Regions from separate parts of the Homo sapiens genome. Here regions 1 and 3 are each linked to region 2. A link is a loop called in an ENCODE intact Hi-C map of the cell type or tissue named here. Cell type or tissue: PC-9. All regions are shown on one strand. Links, peaks and the distances in the headings refer to the core of each region. The heading gives the core; the rest is flanking DNA.

Evidence for each region. Peaks named below come from ENCODE experiments on the same cell type or tissue, not always from the same donor. Only the 100,000 strongest peaks of a DNase experiment are listed, where the experiment ranks them.
Region 1: a loop joins it to region 2, with 12 times the contacts of the local background. A loop is called at or near these places in 3 of 110 quality-filtered maps.
Region 3: it touches region 2 in a loop (15-fold over the local background); 12 of 110 quality-filtered maps call a loop at or near these places.

Annotation. Positions count from the first base shown.
Region 1 is chr12:10,497,735-10,503,702 of GRCh38, forward strand. It overlaps LOC105369657 (a long non-coding RNA gene), which reads right to left. Exons shown (of 6, transcript XR_931355.4): 4 at 2,670-2,867; 5 at 2,390-2,494; 6 at 1-2,227. Among named protein-coding and RNA genes, the nearest start is that of EIF2S3B, 5.2 kb to the right of the region's middle. In PC-9, for the core only: CTCF peaks have their summits at 3,394 and 3,593; no DNase peak of the experiment used is centred there.
Region 2 is chr12:10,671,583-10,677,550 of GRCh38, forward strand. STYK1 (serine/threonine/tyrosine kinase 1) reads right to left here and starts at 2,470. Exons shown (of 11, transcript NM_018423.3): 1 at 2,384-2,470. In PC-9, for the core only: CTCF peaks have their summits at 2,763 (motif pointing left) and 2,964; a DNase peak (open chromatin) is centred at 2,549; H3K4me3 peaks cover 2,135 bases; H3K27ac peaks cover 1,500 bases.
Region 3 is chr12:10,150,560-10,156,527 of GRCh38, forward strand. No RefSeq gene overlaps it. Among named protein-coding and RNA genes, the nearest start is that of OLR1, 19 kb to the right of the region's middle. RefSeq lists enhancers at 2,727-3,230, 3,085-3,174, 3,185-3,374. In PC-9, for the core only: CTCF peaks have their summits at 2,858 (motif pointing right) and 3,060 (motif pointing left); a DNase peak (open chromatin) is centred at 2,912; H3K4me3 peaks cover 751 bases.

The sequences.
Region 1 (5,968 bases), core at 2,235-4,734, 170 kb before region 2:
CCATATCGACGTCATGGGCTGAACTACACACCTCCCCTAGAAGCCACAGAGGTTCCACCACAGCCTTGGCAGCACTGGGGTTTGCTGTATCTCTACAGGGGTGAGCAGAAACATCCATTGCACACACTCAACCACTCATACACAGTCATTTTTCTACTTACTATTGTTATTCTAAGTTTTTATATACCTTCAACTTTATTGCTCATAGTTAACTTGTAAGTGCTTTCTGAGCATAGAAGTTACACCACCTCCTTTTGAAATTCATCATAGCCCCTGGGAGCCAAGAAATATCTGTTGTTGTAGCTTTCTGGAGCATAAAAAAAATGTTGACCAGAAAATAGTATATCTTTGAATGTGCTGTCTTGTACAAAATATTCTTTTCATTTTTTTATTTGACTCAATATTAAATATCCCAGAAAACGACTTTCAAATGTGCAAACACTGGGCAGCCTAACATTTTGGATAAGGTCCATCTTACATACTCCTATCACAGTCCAGGCTTACACCTAGCTTTGTGCTGGAACTCTGACTTCTGTGACTTGCTCCCCTATGTATTGTAAGTACCTTAATGGACCATGCTTACTTAACCTTTATAACCCTGGGGCTATCACAGCAACTGGCCACATATGTTAACCCAATAAATGTGAGTTCAGTGAATAAATAAATGATATAGAATTGATGTCATTTCCCAGAGCATCTATTCATTCTGCACCACAGGTAGAAAAGCACAAAATGATATTTAAGATACAATATAGGTATTTCTTTTTTTTAACTTTTCTTACAGCCATAACTTTTAAGCAGCATGAAGAAAAATAGAAGTCTTTGTGAAAGGCATGTAATATATAAAAATTAAAATCTAATATGTTTGATTTTGTTAATTCGTTTTTTTCAACTTTTATTTTGGATTCAGAGGGCACATGACAGTGTGTGACATGGGTATATGTGTAATACTAAGGTTTGGGATAAAGATGATCCCATCACCCAAGTAGTAACCATAGTACCCAACAGGTAGTTTTGGGTACCACGCCAGCCTCTCTCCCATCCCCTAACAGTCGCTAATGTCTGTTTTTCCAGGTTTATATATTTGTGTACCAAATGTCTAACTCCCACTTATAAGTGAGAATATGCAGTGTTTGAGATTCTGTTTCTGCATTAATTCACTTAAGATTTTGGCATCCAGCTGCATACATACCGCCACAAAAAACATGATTTTATTTATCTTTATGTATGCATAGTATTCCATGGTGTACGCATACCACATTTTCTTTATTCAATCCACCATTAATGGGCACCTACATTGATTCTGTCTTTGTTGTTATGAATAGCACCATGAGGGACATAAACATACATACGTCTTTTTGGTGGAACAACTGATTTTCCTTTGGTTATATACCCTGTAATGGGATTGCTGGTCAAATGATAGATCTGCTTCAGGTTCTTTGAAAAATCTCTAAACTGCTTTCCACAGTGCCTGAATTAATTTTCATTTCTACCAATAGTGTATAAGTGTTCACTTTTCTCTGAAACCTCAAGAGCATCTTTTATTTTTTGACATTTTAATAACTGCCATTCTGACTGATGAGAGATATAGTTATGTTCTTAGCAAAAGGGTTGACTGAATTTTGTTAGCATAGTTTGTGCCTCACACTTTCCATGACTTCTTTCTTTTTCAAAATCCCTCTCTTAATTTCTGTTTCTTCTTTCAAACCAAAATGAAACCAAACTGACACCTCAAACTAATAAACCTAACCCCAAACTCTGTAGGTATTAAGGAGTAAACTCAGACAAAAATCTAAAAACTTGGAAATTTTTCCATTATGGTTTAACTAATGTTTCCAATATCAGTTTTTCTTTGGTATTTAATTGATTTAACAACTTTTTTTTTTTTTTTTTTTACAAAAGCATGCATCAGTTGTAAGCTATTCCATTTATACTTTTAAGAAGTCCTTTCAAACAATTTTAGTTGTCACATGTTTGGATTATGGTTTTATATCAAAATATTCTACTAAATAACCACTCCAACAGAATATATAGCATTATGTTCTAAAAATAGCATAAACCAGCTAGTCAAAGAAAGATTATTTTAGTTACAGATATTAACATGAATAGAATAAGATAAGGAAATAAGATAAAGTGTCTACATTCCAAATCCCTCCTCAGTCTATTTTAATGAGATGGAAATCCAGATTTCCGTAAAATTTTCTTCTCTTTTGTTACTTCTGAAATTCTGAAGAAAAATAATAATAGATATGTTTATGTAGAGATCAGGGTTTTTTAGGATATGCACAAAGATACATTTTTAAAAATCAGTCATTTTCTTTATATTAATTTTTCCTATCTTTTATAATCAATATTATAGGAAAATAAAACAAAAATAAATTAAAATTACCTTTTGCATTTCTAAAACTGGTTATGTATAGAAAATTCTCCTAAGAAGTGATTTTCTTGTGACAGAAACCACAGATCTATACACATGTCATCTCTTTCGAATAAGCTGTGATTAAATTGAGAGAATTAATTTTTTAAAGCAAAGTCAGAGAATTACAGTCATCTAAAAAAATGAAAATGCCACGATTAATTATCAAAGCAATAGGAACAGAACGCATATTAGCTGAAACTTTATTCTTTCAGGACTTAAACACTAGGAATTTAGTTCCTCAAACACTCACGGCCACAGTCTTAGTTCCTGCTTTTATTTTCCAAGTCATAGATTATTTTGACCATCTCATTTGGGACATTTTCTGTTTCATTGATCCATTTTTTTCTGAGTCTTGTCTTATAATTGTCAGATAAATAGTGCTTAAAACACTTTATAAAAGGTTATTCTAGCGTAAATTACACAACAGGTTATCCAGATTCCAGGGTTTCTGTGAAAATGTATATAAAGAAAATAAATTAGAAAGGATTTAGTGGTTACAGGACTCAGATACATCATTTCATATGACAGAAATAATTAAAATCCGGGAAGTAAAAATTTACTGAGGCAGGAAATAATTTATCATTGTACGATTCCAGAGAAAAATTAGCTTGATAAGTGAATTTGATAAAGATTTATATAAGGAAAATCGATACTGAAAGTTTCTAAAATATAGGATCTTCCTAGGAAGAAGCTTTTAGTTATAAAGTCTGTAATTTAGATGAAAAAAAGTCCCGATAACAATAGGTGAGTGAAAATGGGAAAATAAAAGAACTGTTGCATTTCTTCCTGCTTTATACAGTTTGGTTTTTAACTTGTGAATTTTTGGTATACTAGTTCAATTTTTATTTGTTTTTAGGATATTTAAATCAGTTTGAAGTGCTGCATCGTATTTTTCTGTGTTTCATGATTGTTCTTCATGGGGCATTTAAAAAATCAGTTTGAATGTTTTAATTCTCATTTTCTGTGTTCTTTCCATAGTATCTTCATATATTAATAGACTAAAAATGCTTTTTGTGGACTGGAATGATAGTTGGAGCACTGTATTGGATTCCTATGTCAAGAGTGTCCTCTTCTGTCAAAATATTGCAATGTATTCTCTTAAATGAATGATTTGGGGGAGAGAAGTTTCTTTTGTTTTGTCTTTTGAATGTCATTTTGTCTATCCTAACACCTCTCTTCAACACATACACGCACTTGCTTTTTTCCCTCATTTACTGAGCAGATTTTAAATGTGCTTTTTCCTTTCTTATGTTTTACCCTCTTCTCAGAAGTTTCGTTTTCCAAGACTAACTCTTCAAGTCCAAAACACACTTTCCTTCTGCCCACCAATCTGATCCTTTTGGAATTCCTTTTTAAATTTTCACAATTAGTGTGGTCTTGCTCTTTCTGAGGTAGTTGCCAGTTTATCTGAAACCCCTAGGGCACCATGAGAGGATAGAGATGGGATCTAGGAATAACACTGTAAGTTTTTTTTTTTTTAATTTACAATAATTTGAAGTTTTAGTATTTTCTGACCCCTAGTCATGCTAAAGACATACATTTGTCTGCTTTCATTTTTATTTTTGCATGTAATATATATATATATTTTAAGGCTATTGTAGGAGAATTTAAATTTAAGCAACTACCATTAGCTCTTTCTGTATAGTTTTATTTCAGTGGGTACCTAGGTTTCAGCAGAATTCTCTGCTGTCTACTTGTTTCTGAAATTATAAAGGGAATAACTATCCCCGCCTTGATTTTTCTTATTCTTGGCCTAGTTTTCATGAATAAACCACAAGAAAAAAGACATAATATTATCAATATTTTGTATTTCTACAGCCTAGTGAACCAGTACATTTTTATACATCTGGTAGATTTTGGTTGTAAATTCGTGTGGTTGAGAGTATGATTCCACACTAGAAAATTCTAAAGATTCTTTCAAAAGACTCCTAGATCCAGTAAATGACTTCGGTAAAGTTTTGAGATACAAAAATCAGTGGCATTTCTATGCACCAATAATGTTCAAGCTGACAAAAAAATCGAGAATGCAATCTCACTTACAATAACCACAGAAATAATAAAATAACTTGAGATTCATCTAACCAGACAGGAAAGCTCTCTTCAAGAAGAACTATAAAACATTGCCAAAAGAAACAATAGATGACACAAACAAAAGTAAAAATATTCTATGCTCAAGGATTGGAAAAATTAAATACTGTTAAAATGTCCATACTATTCAGAACAATCTACAGACTCAGTGCAATTCCTATCAAATTACCAATGTCTTTCTTCACAGAACTGAAAAAAAACTATTATAAAATTCATGTGGAACCAAAAAAGAGCCCAAATGTCAAACAAACAAACAAAAAAGCTGGAGGCTTCACATTACCTAGCTTAAAACTATAGTACATGGTTACAATAACCAAAACAGCATGGTACTGATTAAAAGAAAACCAGACATATAGACCAATGGAACAGAATAGAAAACACCAAAATAAACCCACATGGTAAACTAATTTTTATATTAATATAAGGATGCCATGAAATGACAGTCTCTTTGGCAAATCATGTTGGGAAAACTGAATATCCATATGTAGATGTTGGATTCATCATACACCAGGCACAAAATCAAATCAAAATCAACTGAAGATTTAAATGTAAGAACTAAAACTTTTAAACTCCTAGAAGAAAACATAGAGGAACAGTTTACATATAAGAAATATTATATAGAAACAATTTAAATCTAGGAATGTCCTAATAGACTGTACTAAATACACTTTATCTCTTTTTATCTCAATCTTTTATTTTTATTTTAGAATCAAGAGGTACATGTGCAGATTTTTTACATAAATATATTGCGTGATGCCAAGGTTTAGTTTTCATTTGACCCCATCACCACATAGTGAGCATAGTACCCAATAGGTGGGTTTCAACCCCTACACTCCTCCTTTCATCCCCCCTTTTGGAGTTGCAAGTGTCTATTGTTCTCATCTTTATGTCCATGTGTACTCAATGTCCAGCTCCCACTCATAAGTGAGAACATGTAAGTATTTGGTGTTCTGTTCCTGTGTTAATTTGATTAGGATAATGGCCTCCAGCTGCATCCATGTTGCTGTGAAGGACATCATTTTATTCTTTATTATGGCTTCATAGTATTCCATGAGTGTATGTGTACCACATTTTCTTTATCCAATCCACTTTTGATGGGCACCTAGGTTGATTCCATATCTTTACTATTGTGAATAATGCTGTGATAAACATACAAATTCCAGTGTATTTTAGTAGAATGATTTATTTTCCTTTGGGTATATACCCAGTAATGGGATAACTGGGCTGAATGGTAGTTGTGTTTTTAAGTTCGTTGAGAAATCTCCAAACTGGTTTCCACAGTGTCTTAACTAATTTACATTTCCACCAACAGTGTATCAGTGTCCCTTTTCTTGGCAACCTCACCAGCATCTCTTATTCTTTCACATTTTAATCAAAATGCCAAATTTGAATCACCATAGTGACTGGTGAGAGACAGTATCTCATTGTGGTTTTGATTTGCATTTCTCAAAGATCCCTTGA
Region 2 (5,968 bases), core at 1,246-3,745:
TCCAAAAAGAACCATCCATTTGGAAACCTGCCCATCCATTTTTACTTCTGACCCCCAGAACTGTAAGATAAAACTTTATGTTGTTTAAAGCCACCACCATTGTGGTAATTTGTTACAGTGGCAACAGGAAATGTACACACTCAGGTTAAAAGAAAACAGAGCTGCAGAATCACATAACTCCTGGCAGATCTTCGGAGCACATGTTGGTTGGGACTGGTTGTGAGGGTTTGGGACAGGTGGGAAATAGTTTCTGCCAGAGAAAACTGAAATACATGCAATGCTCAACTAACTTGTGCATAATTAAAGACATTAGTTGTTAAAGGGTTGAACTGTACACCCTCTCAAAATTAATATGCTGACATTCTAACCCCCAGTAACTCATAATGTAACTTTATTGGGAGATGATAGTGCAGAGATAATCAATTAAAATGAGGTAATTAGGATGGACCCTAATCCAATAAGACTAGTGTCCTTATAAAAAGGGGAAATTCAGAGACATATATACAGGGAGAACACCATATAAACATCAAGACAGCCATCTACAAGCCAAAGAAAGAGGCCTGGAATAGATGCAGGCTTCATAACATGTTAGTTTTGGATAGCCAGCCTACTGAACTGTGAGAAAATCATTTCGTTGTTTAAGCCAGAGGTCACCAACACCCGGGGCGCCGACAGGTACGGGGTGCACAGCAGGAAATCAGAGGCAGGTGAGCCAGCAAAGCTTCATCTGCATTTACAGCCACTCCCCATCGCTGTCATTGCCTCCTGAGCTCCTCCTCCTGTCAGATAAGCCACGACATTAGATTTTCTTTCTTTTTCTTCCTCTTGTATTTTTGGTAGAGATGGGTTTCGCCAAGTTGCCCAGGCTGGTCTCAAACTCCTGAACTCAGGGCGATCCACCCACCAACTCCTCCTAAAGTGGTGTGATTACAGGTGTGAGCCACCGTGCCCACTAGCATTAGATTGTCATAGGAGCGTGAACCCTATTGTGAACTGCTCATGTGAGGGATATAGGTTGCGAACTCCTTATGAGACTCTAATGCCTGATGACGTAAGGTGGAACAGTTTCATTCTGAAACCATCTCCCGCCAACCTCATCGGCATCTGTGAAAAAAATTGTCTTCCACAAAATCAGTCCCTGGTGCCTGGTGCCAAAAGCCATGCAGTTTGTGGTACCTTGTTACAGCAGCCCTAGCAAACTCACACAGTAATGGAGGCACTGAACGAAAAAGTATATGATTTTCATTGAAGCAAATACTTCATGATGTCTCATTGAAAGACCTAGCTGCCCCCTAGCTAGCTGTCAGTGGAGATTCCGGTGCATTGAGGGGGAAAAACCAGGTAGACAGCACAGAGTTCTGTTTCCAGGTGTATTTCAGTTGAGCTGTGCTGCACATTACAGTAACTCGACTCCTTTATTGCCACTACTTCCCACCGAGTGGGAAGGAAGTGTGGTCTCATAGGTATAAGAAACTCCAATGTGGAGAGGACCCATTACAGAAGGAAGCAACAATCGCATAAATGAAAGAAAGAAAGGGGGGATGAAGGGTTGATAGAGAAAAATGAAAGAGGAAAAAAGACATTGAAAAGAAAACAGAGGCTAAAATGGTGAAACCCCGTCTCTACTAAAAATACAAAAAAATAAATAGCCGGCCGTGGTGGTGGGAGCCTGTAATCCCAGCTACTTGGGAGGCTGAGGCAGGAGAATCGCTTGAACCTGGGAGGCGGAGGTTGCAGTGAACCGAGATCGCGCCATTGCACTCCAGCCTGAGTGACAGAGCAAGACTCCCTCCCCCACTCCCCACCCCAAATAAAAAGAAGGAAAGAAAACAGAGATTCAGTCAACAAGGGATAGCACATCAGGCTGTACACTTTTAAAGCATGGTTATTGATATCTCATTTAAATATCGCAACAACCCTGGAAAGTAATTACCGTATTTATGCTTTGCAGATGAGGAAGCCGAAGCTGAAAGCAACGATTCCATGGTCTGAAAGGCTATGCAGTCCTCTGACAAGTAATTCCTGTAACCTCATTCTTTCCCTTCCCCCTCTCCTGATGGCCCCCTCTCCAGGAATAAACAGAGGTCCCCCATTCCTGGGTTTTCTCATGTTTCTCTCTGCACCAAATCTGCTGAGTCAGGTTTACTCCCTTATCATATAGAAACACAGAAGCCAAACCCCACAAGATGCTGGTTCCGAAGAAACACAGGTTAATTCACTTGGTGATTTCTGTTTGTTCACATAAACACCCGTTCCGCTCCCAGCCTCTTCCCTTTTTCTCCCTCCCCAACTGCAAAGTCCTCCCCCAGCTGCCTCGCTGCCATTCCCTTCCCACCTTCTTTACCCTCCCCGCCGCGCCCGCCCCCCATACCCCGTTCACTACCGTGTCCCTCCTCTGGTCACTCCGGTTTCCGATGGCACCGGCCCAGTCGGAGGGGAAATAATGACAGGGTTGGGTAGGGCAAGGTGTGCCAGCCTCAAGGAAATGCTTTTCAGTCCCTCCTTCCCACTGCGGGGCGTGGCTGCCGGCAAAGGATGGAGTTCGGGCGGGCTCCCGCGAAGGGAAGTCTGCGGGCTCCGAGGTTTCCGGGACTCGCCACACTCGAGCCACAGGAAACCTCTGCTGCAACTGTAAAGGCTGGACTTGTTGCTGATCTATACTCATTTCCTACTCTAGTGATTGCTAGATGTCAGGTATCACGGTGACTCCAGTCCAGGTGAAAACGGAGTCACGATACAGGGCAACAGCGCCACCTCACGGCCGGCCCCGTAGCAGCGGCCTCCATTGGCGCCTAAAAATGGTCAGGATTCACATTCAGGTGGATTATTCCGCGCCAGGAACATTCTCCACCTGAAGGCTTTGCCGGGGTGTTACAAGATAATACTGAAGGGACGGGAGTGGTGGCTTACGCCTGTAATCCCAGAACTTTGAGAGGCCAAGGCGGGTGGATCACCTGAGGTCAGCAGTTCGAGACCAGCCTGGCCAACGTGGCGAAACCCCGTCTCTACTAAAAATACAAAAATTAGGCGTGATGGCGGGCGCCTATAATCCCAGCTACTCAGGAGGCTGAAGCAGGAGAATCTCTTGAACCCAGGAGGCAGAGATCGCATAGAGCCGAGATTGTGCCACTGCATTGCAGCTTGGGCGACAGAGCAAGACTCCGTCTCAGAAAAAAAAAAAAAAAAAAGAAAAAAAAAAGTACTGACCACTGCGGAGACGTGGGGGAACCTATAAGGAATTAATGAGAATTAAAACCCCAAGATTACGTAATAGATCATTCATTTAGAGCCCGCGCGCGCGCGCGCGCGCACACACACACACACACACACACACACACATATATCCCATTATGTCCTGGGTTCTCCTCTGGGGAAACAGTGAACAAGGTAGTTATGTTACCCGTCCACATGGAAACTAAAATAATAGAAAATACTTAAGACAATAGATAGCTGAAGGAATTCTGTTAGATATTAACACCTAATACAAATTCAATTAAAGAAATAAGAGTCATAGGTAACTTGAATATGTGACCAATTTATTCAGCATTGAACGCATACCAAACACAAACTGACAGTCATTAGAGCAAAAAGAACTTGAGTCAATGTAATGTGGCATATTTAGAGATTGAGGTATGTCAGTTCTCTAGAGCTTTCTCTATTGGCATTTTCACTTCCTTCAGGGCTTTTTAAAAACAGGATGAATTGTACTTAATGCCACTGAACTGTTCATTTTTAAATGGCTAATGGTTGATTTTATGTTATGTGAATTTTACCTCAAAAGGGGAAAGGAAGACATCTCATCAGTTAGTTGTTCTTTAGATTCTTTATGTCATAAGTGATACATCAAATCCAAATGAACTGATTGGAACTTCATATTATGTAATTTTCTACTCTACCTCCCCAAGCATGCTCCTCCATGACAGATAAAGTGGTTTACTCATTTTTAAAATTTCTGCAATGTATTGCTAGATACTCATTCTGATGCACAGAATTTTGTCTAAAATCTAGTTACTATTATAGAAATAGAAGTTAAAAAAGAAACCAAAATACAATCCAGAAAGGGGAGGCAAAATTTTTCTCTCCAATTTTTTTGAGCAAATCACATAAATTATACATTAAAAACATTTTGAGTTAGAGAAAACACTGGAAATGATAATGCCCACACACAGAAACAACTAAGTACCAAATAGTCTGAGTTACACAGCAGACATTCACCAGGAGTTATATATGTATAGCTAGTCCCACACATTATACTCATTAATAAGATGGTTAGAATATCCATTATTTCTCTTTTTTCTTCAAGTTTTCATTCCCTTGTAATTTCAATTATTACCTCCATCTCAAATTTATAAGCCTCCAACTCATTGTCAACAATGCTTTGGCCCCAGTGTTTCTACCAGATCGTTATTTCTGCCTCATTATTAATTCCATAGGAATTTGTTGAATGCCCATTATCTCTCTGTCCAGATTAAGTACTGAACGGTAGTGGGAAGTCACACTGAAATATACACTGGAGATCTCTTCCTTCTCCAGTTTAGCCTACATGAATCCTAACTGCCAGATCCTGCGCTCCTCTAAACTGTTAAAGCCATCCATCCATGTGTTACTTAGTATATTCCCTCTTGTATGATTCTGCAGTTGTGAGGAAGGAATCTACTGGTTTAGTGGGGTGGAATCTATTTACGGAAGGCATGGAGGAATTCCTGGAAAGTCACTCATTATAAGAAAAAAGAAAATCAAAGCACAAAGGTATTTTCCACTAACAAGAATAGCTTGGGGTTCAGCGCTGGGTCTGCATCTCAATGTCCTTTGGCCAAGCCCGTATGCAATAACAGAGTCCTAGTGAGAGGGGACTCTCAAGTACAACTGGTAGAGTTATTTCACAGAAAAATACAACAGCAACAACAAAACCGTATGAGACCTTGTGTACACAAGGTAGCTTTGCTTTGGAACTGTTTTCAAGGGAATATAACACAAAAGCGGGGCAGGTGAATTCTTCCAACTTTATCTGGAAATGCAGTTCAACTTTCACAAAAGGGCAAGCAGTGGCTACCAGTAGGAGATAGCTCCACATGGGCCTGAGGCTTACCTGAAAGGCTTGCACTGGCACAGAGGATCAGAGTCACTCTGATGAAAATTATAAACAAAGTCAGCAGTAGAGTCACTGCTGCAGCAATGCCTGGCATGTAAATGGAGTTCCCAGGCATTTAGAGAACAATAGACATCACCAGAAGAAATCTAAGACAAGGAAAAGAGTGGATTCTATGTAGCCGCTAGGGTTTGGGATTGTGAAAATTTATGAGGTCCTCTACTATCTTGAGGATCTTCAGGGACAGTTGGGGAAAAGATCTTTTAAGAAACAACAGAGGTTCTGCAACCAACTAAAGGCGGCGACAGAGTATGGGAAATTACTATTCATATGACCTCATGTTTAACCCTGGTTGGTATACCCTAGAGAATATTGATCATTGGTAAGCTTCCATGTATATGTTGTTTCTTTTTACCTTATATATTAGTTTTCCATTGCTAACATAACACATTACCACACACTTAGTGGTCTAAACAACATAAATGTTTTATTTTACAGTTCTGTAAGTCAGAAGTCAACAAAATTCTATGTGGATTAAAATCAAGGTATTAGCAGGCCTGTATTCTTTTCTAGAGGTTCCTGGGAAGAATTTGTTTTCTTGCCTTTCCCAGCTTATAAAGGTCTCCCATATTCTTTGGTTGATAGCCTTTTTGATCCCCCCGTCTTCAGAGCCAACAGTGGCTGGTTGAGTCCTCTCACATCAGGTGTGTGTTTCTGTGACCCTTCTGTCATTGCTGTGTGTCCTGCTCTCTCTGACCACAGATCGGAAAGTTTCTCCACCTTTAAGGACTCACATGATGAGTAGATTGGGCCCACAGGATAATCTTCTTCTGTGAAGCTCCATTCACGTCTACAATGTCACTGTCGCCATTAAAGGTA
Region 3 (5,968 bases), core at 1,711-4,210, 520 kb before region 2:
GAGGAGCCCTCTCCTCAATTTTTTGTAATAATTTCAGTAGAATTTGTACTACTTCTTCTTTGTCCATCTGCTATAATTCAGCTCTGAAGCCATCTTGTTCAAGACTTTTGTTGGTTGGTAGATTTCTTATTATTGTTTCAATTTTGGAATTTGTTATTGGTCTGTTCAGGTTTTTGCTTTCTTCCTGGTTCAATCTTGGGAAGTTATATGTTTCCAGGAATTTATCCATTTCCTCTAGATTTTTAATTTGCATAGAGATTTTCATAATGGTCTCTTAGGATCCTTTGTATTTCTGAGGAATTTGTTGTAATCTCATCTTTGTAATTTCTGATTGTGCTTATTTCTTTTTTTTATTAACCTACCTTATGGCCTATCAATCATGATTATTCTTTCAAAGAACCAGTTCTTGGTTTCATTGATCTTTCATATGGTGTTTTGCAACTCAATTTCATTCAGTTCCTGTTTGATTGTATTTTTATTTTTTATTTTATTTCATTTTTTTGAGACAGAGTCTCACTGTGTCACCCAGGCTGGAGTGCAGTGGCACGATCTCAGCTCACTGTGACCTCCACCTCCTGGGTTCAAGAGATTCTCATGCCTCAGCCCCCCGAGTAGCTGGGATTACAGGCATGCACCACCACACCAGAATAATTTTTTTTTTTTTTGAGACAGAATCTTGTTCTGTCACCCAGGCTGGAATGCAGTGGCACGATCTTGGCTCACTGCAACCTCTGCCTCCTGGGTTCAAGTGATTCTCCTGCCTCAGCCTCCTGAGAAGCTGGGACTGCAGGCAGACACCACCATGCTCAGCTAATTTTTGTATTTTTTAGTAGAGATGGGGTTTCACCATGTTGGCCAGGCTGGTTGTGAACTCCTGACCTGAAGTGATCCGCCCACCTCGACCTCCCAAAGTGCTGCGATTGCAGGCATGAGCCACTGTGCCTGGCCTAGAGTTAGTACTGATATGTGACATTGATCCTGTCATCATGTTCTTAGCTGGTGACTTTGTAGTTTCTATTGCATAGTTGCTTTATATTGTTGGTGGGCTATGTGGTTAAATGCATTTTTGTGATAGCAGGTATCATTCTTTCATTTCCATCTTTACAGCACTCCTATAAAGACGTCTTGTAAGGCTAGTCTAGTGGTAACAAATTCCCTTAAGCATTTGCTTGTCTGAGAAATTTATTTCCCCTTCACCAGTCAAGCTTAGTTTATCAGGACATAAATTTTTTGGTTGGAATTCCTTCTCTTTAAGAACACTGAAAATAGGCCCCAATCTCTTCTGACTCATAAGGCTTTTGCTTAGAGGTCTGCTACTAGCCTGATGGTCCTCATTTTGTAAACGACCTGACCCTTCTCTCTAGATGCCTTTACATTTTTTCTTTTGCATTAACCTTGATGAATCTGATAACTATGTGCCTTGGGAATGCTTGTTGTGTCTAGTATCTCATGGGGGTTATCTGTACTTCTTTTTTTTTTTTTTTTGAGATGGAGTTTCACTCTTGTTGCCCAGGCTGGAGGGCAATGGCACGATCTTGGCTCACTGCAACCTCTGCCTCCCAGGTTCAAGCGATTCTCCTGCCTCAGCCTCCCAAGTAGCTGGGATTACAGGCATGCACCACCATGTCCAGCTAATTTTTGTATTTTTAGTACAGACGGGTTTGCCATGTTGGCCAGGCTGGTCTTGAGCTCCTGACCTCAAGTGATCTACCCACCTTGGCCTCCCAAATGCTGGGATTCAGGCATGAGACAACACGCCAGGCCTTATATTTCTTAAATTTGTATGTTAACATCTCTAGTGGGAGTGGAGAGATTGTCATGGATCGTATCCTCAAATATATTTTCCAAATAGCTTACTCTCTCTCCTCTCTCAGGAATACCAATGAGTTATAGGTTTGGTCTCTCTATATAATTCCATATTTCTCAGGGCTTTTGTCCATTTTTTTAAAATTATTTCTTCTTTATTTTTGTCTGACTGAGTTGATTCAAAGAACCAGTCTTTGAATTTCTTCACAGCTTGGTCTATTCTGCTATTAATGCTTCCAAATGTATTATGAAATTCTTGTAGTAAATGTGTCAATTCCAGAAGTTCAGTATGGTTCGTTCTTAAAATTATTTTTTTCAGGCTGGGTGTGGTGGTTCACGCCTGTAATCACAGCACTTTGGAAGGCCAAGGCAGGTGGATCGCTTGAGGTCAGGAGTTCAAGACCAGCCTGGCCAACATGGCGAAACCCTGTCTCTACCAAAAAATACAAACAATTAGCCAGGCCTGGTTGTGTTCGCCTGTAATCCTAGCTACTTGGGAGGCTGAAGCAGGAGAATCGCTTTAACCTGGTAGGTGTAGGTCGCAGTGAGCTGAGATCGTGCCACTGTACTCCAGCCTGGGTGACAGAGCAAGACTCCATCTCAAAAATAAATAAATAAATAAATAAATAAAAGTCTTTTATCTTTCAGCTCTTGGATCATTTTACTGGATTCCTTGGATTGCGTTTCAACAGCCTCCTGAGTCTCAGTGAGCTTTCTTTCCATCTAGGTTCTCATTTCTGTGTCTGTCATTTCATTCTGGTTAAGAGCCATTGCTGGGGAGCTAGTGTGCTCATTTGGAGGTAAGGGGACACTCTTACTTTTTAATTGGCAAAATTCTTTCTCTTCTGAGAGGGCTGGTATTCCTTTAACTGTGGTGTAAGTTGAATATAGTCATTTGCTTCATTTATGAGTGCTGTCAGAGGGCCAAGGCTCTGTACAAGATCTTTGTGGCTGGATTCTTGCCCTGAGTTTCACAGACCAATATTTAATATATTGGCAGAATATTTTTGGTGTAATTTGGGCTATCATCCAGCAGATGGCGCATAAGAGTAACGGCCAGCGCTGCGGGTTTTTACGTTTCAGCGAGCTCGCAACAACGTCCTGTGGTGTGGCCCAGCGCGGGGAGCTGACCCCACCAGCTCCGCTCTCAAGCCTTCGGAGAGTCCTCTCCAGTCACTATCGTCATTCCCGCATTTCCTTTGCTAGGCTGTCCGGGCTGGGCAGCTCCCTCAGGCGGACACCCATGGCTGGCAGACCTTCCGCGCCTGCCCCTAATCTGGGCATATCACTCCCTCGGTTTTCTGAGACTCGGGACTCCTTGCCCGCTGGAGCGCAGGCCATGAATCTGGGTCCCGCACTGCGGCGCTGCACGCCGCAGCCCAGGGCTTTGGCCCCAGCCAGCACATCCGCCATCCTGCACCCCAGGTTCCGGCACGGGCTGCGACGGGGCCTCGGAACTGCTCCCAAGCGGCTGGGAAAGAACTCAGTCAGGCATGTCGGCCTGCAAAGCACCCAGGATGGGCAGTGGAGTCTGCACCGTTGACAGGCTCCTAGAGCGGCCAGGCAGAGGACTTGAGAGGGGCTGGAGGGCAGGAGGTCCTGCGGAACAGAAGTGCCCCACTCCGAAGGGAAAGTCGACCCTGCTGTTCTCTTTGCGCGGCAGTCAGTGGGGTTAGAGTTATTCGGAAGAGGACGGAGAGCCTTGGGGGATGGGTGCGCATGGCCATGTTCCACTGGAACTGCCCCCAACGCAAAACAAACAAACAAACAACAACAACAACAAAAACCGGGCTCTATGCAGGCTGGAGTTCTGCCTCTGCCTGCTTGTAGGGCATATCCCCATGCCAGTTCGAATGTTTATGGGGAGTGTAGGATCTCTTGTGGCTGGAATCCTAGAGGTCCACAGCAAGAGTGGGCTGCCTTGCCAAGGGTTGTTCAGGGCCAGGAACTGGCACTGGTGTTCCAGAACCTGAAAGGGTTCCCGGTCTCCCTTTCTGTCAGCGGGAGTGGTGCTTCCTGTCTGCGTCTATTTGGCCATCTTGTCTCTGTTGACCAAATAGCTTTTTTGAGAAGAAAAATGAAATTGATAAATCTCTAGCTAAGCCGATTAGTTTTAAAAAAAAAAGATACAATTAACACTGTCAGGAAGGAAGTGGCAATGCTAAAGATTCTACAGATATTCAAATAATTTTTAAAAATGGTATGCCAATAAATTAAACAACTTAGATGAAGCTCATAAATTCCTTGAAAGTAACCACCAAAGCTCATTGAAGAAGGAATCCTTTGAACAGCTCAACATCTAAAAAAAACTGAATCTGGCCGGGTGCGGTGGCTCACGCCTGTAATCCCAGCACTTTGGGAGGCTGAGGCGGGCGGATCACAAGGTCAGGAGTTCGAGACCAGCCTGGCCAGCATGGTGAAACCCCGCCCCTACTAAAATACAAAAATTAGAGGGACATGGTGGCTCGCGCCTGTAATCCCAGCTACTTGGGGGCTGAGGCAGGAAAATCGCTTGAACCCGGGAGGCGGAGGTCGCAGTGAGCCGAGATGGTGCCACTGCACTGCAGCCTGGGCGACAAAGCAAGTCTCCGTCTCAAAAAAAAGAAAAAAAAGAAACTGAATCTGTAGTTGAAAACCTTACTACAAAGAAAACCCTATGCCCAGATGACTTCAAGGGTAAATTGTATCAAACATTTAATGAAGAAATAGTACTAATTCTAAACCAAATCTTCCAGAAAAATTGACATTGAGAAATATTTATCTGATATTCAAATAAGGCAAAGTCATAAAGAGAAAAGAAAACTATGTTTAAAAATACTGGCCATGGCCAAGCACGGTGGCTCACACCTGTAATCCCAGCACTTTGGGGGCCTAGGCGGGCAGATCACCTGAGGTCAGGAGTTCGAGACCACCCTGGCCAACATGGTGGAACCCTATCTCTACTAAAAATGCAAAAATTTGCTGAGTATGGTGGGGGGTGCCTGTAATCCCAGCTACTCAGGAGGCCAAGGCAGGAGAATCGCTTGAACCCGGGAGACAGAGGTTGCAGTGAGCCAAGATCGCGCCACTGCACTCCAGCCTGGGCGACAGAGCAAAACTCCACCTCAAAAAAAAAAAAAAAAGTACTGGCCAGGCATGGTGGGTCACACCTGTAATCCCAACACTTTGAGAGGCCGAGGCAGGAGGATCACTTGAACCTGGGACTTCAAGGCCAGCCAGGGCAACATAAGAAGAGCCTGTCTCTTTCTCTCAAATTAAAATAATTAGCTGGGGATGATGGTGCATGCCTGTGGTCACCGTTGTCCCAGCTACTTTGGAGGCTGAGGCAGGAGGATCACTTCAGCCTGGGAGGTCAAAGCTTCAGTGACCTGTGGTCGTGCCACTGCAGTCCAGCCTGGGCAACAGAGTAAGACTCTACCTCTAAAAAACCAGAACAAAATGAACAGAAACAAAAAACCCATAAATATAGTTGCAAACATTCTAAGCCAAATTTTAACAGAAATAACCCATAATATAATACATATAACAGATCTAATCCATTAATATAATGCAATCCTAAATTGTTTTAACCTTATATAATTAATGAGTGTAATTCATGTTAAAAGACTAGAAATTTTTAACCTAAAAAAAAACAAAGAAAATACTAGATATTTTTAAAATAAAAATGTATATATAATCATCTCAATAGATGTAGAAAAATATTAGACAAAATTAACACCTATTCCTGATCAGTCCTCTAAGAATGCAAGGAACAAAAGGGAACTTCCTAAAACTGATTAAGGACGTCTATGAAACATCTACAGTTTACACCATACTTAGTGGTGCAACACTGAATGATCTCTTCTCAAGATCAATTTCAAAATAAGGATATTGTTCTCACTACTTTTATTTCTCATTGAACGGGAGGTTCAGGCAAGGAAAAGAATAAAAGCATTGGAAAGGAAAAGATAGAAGTGCTTCCGCTGGCACACAGAATGATTATTTGTGTAGAAAATCTGATGACATCTACAAAAAAAGTTACTAGAAGAAACAAATAAGTTTATCAAGGTTTCAGAATATAAGGTGAATATTTAAAAGTCTATTATATTTCTCCATACTAGCAATAAACAGTTGGAAATTAAAATTATCAATGATAATTCCCATGTACAGTAGCGTCGAAACT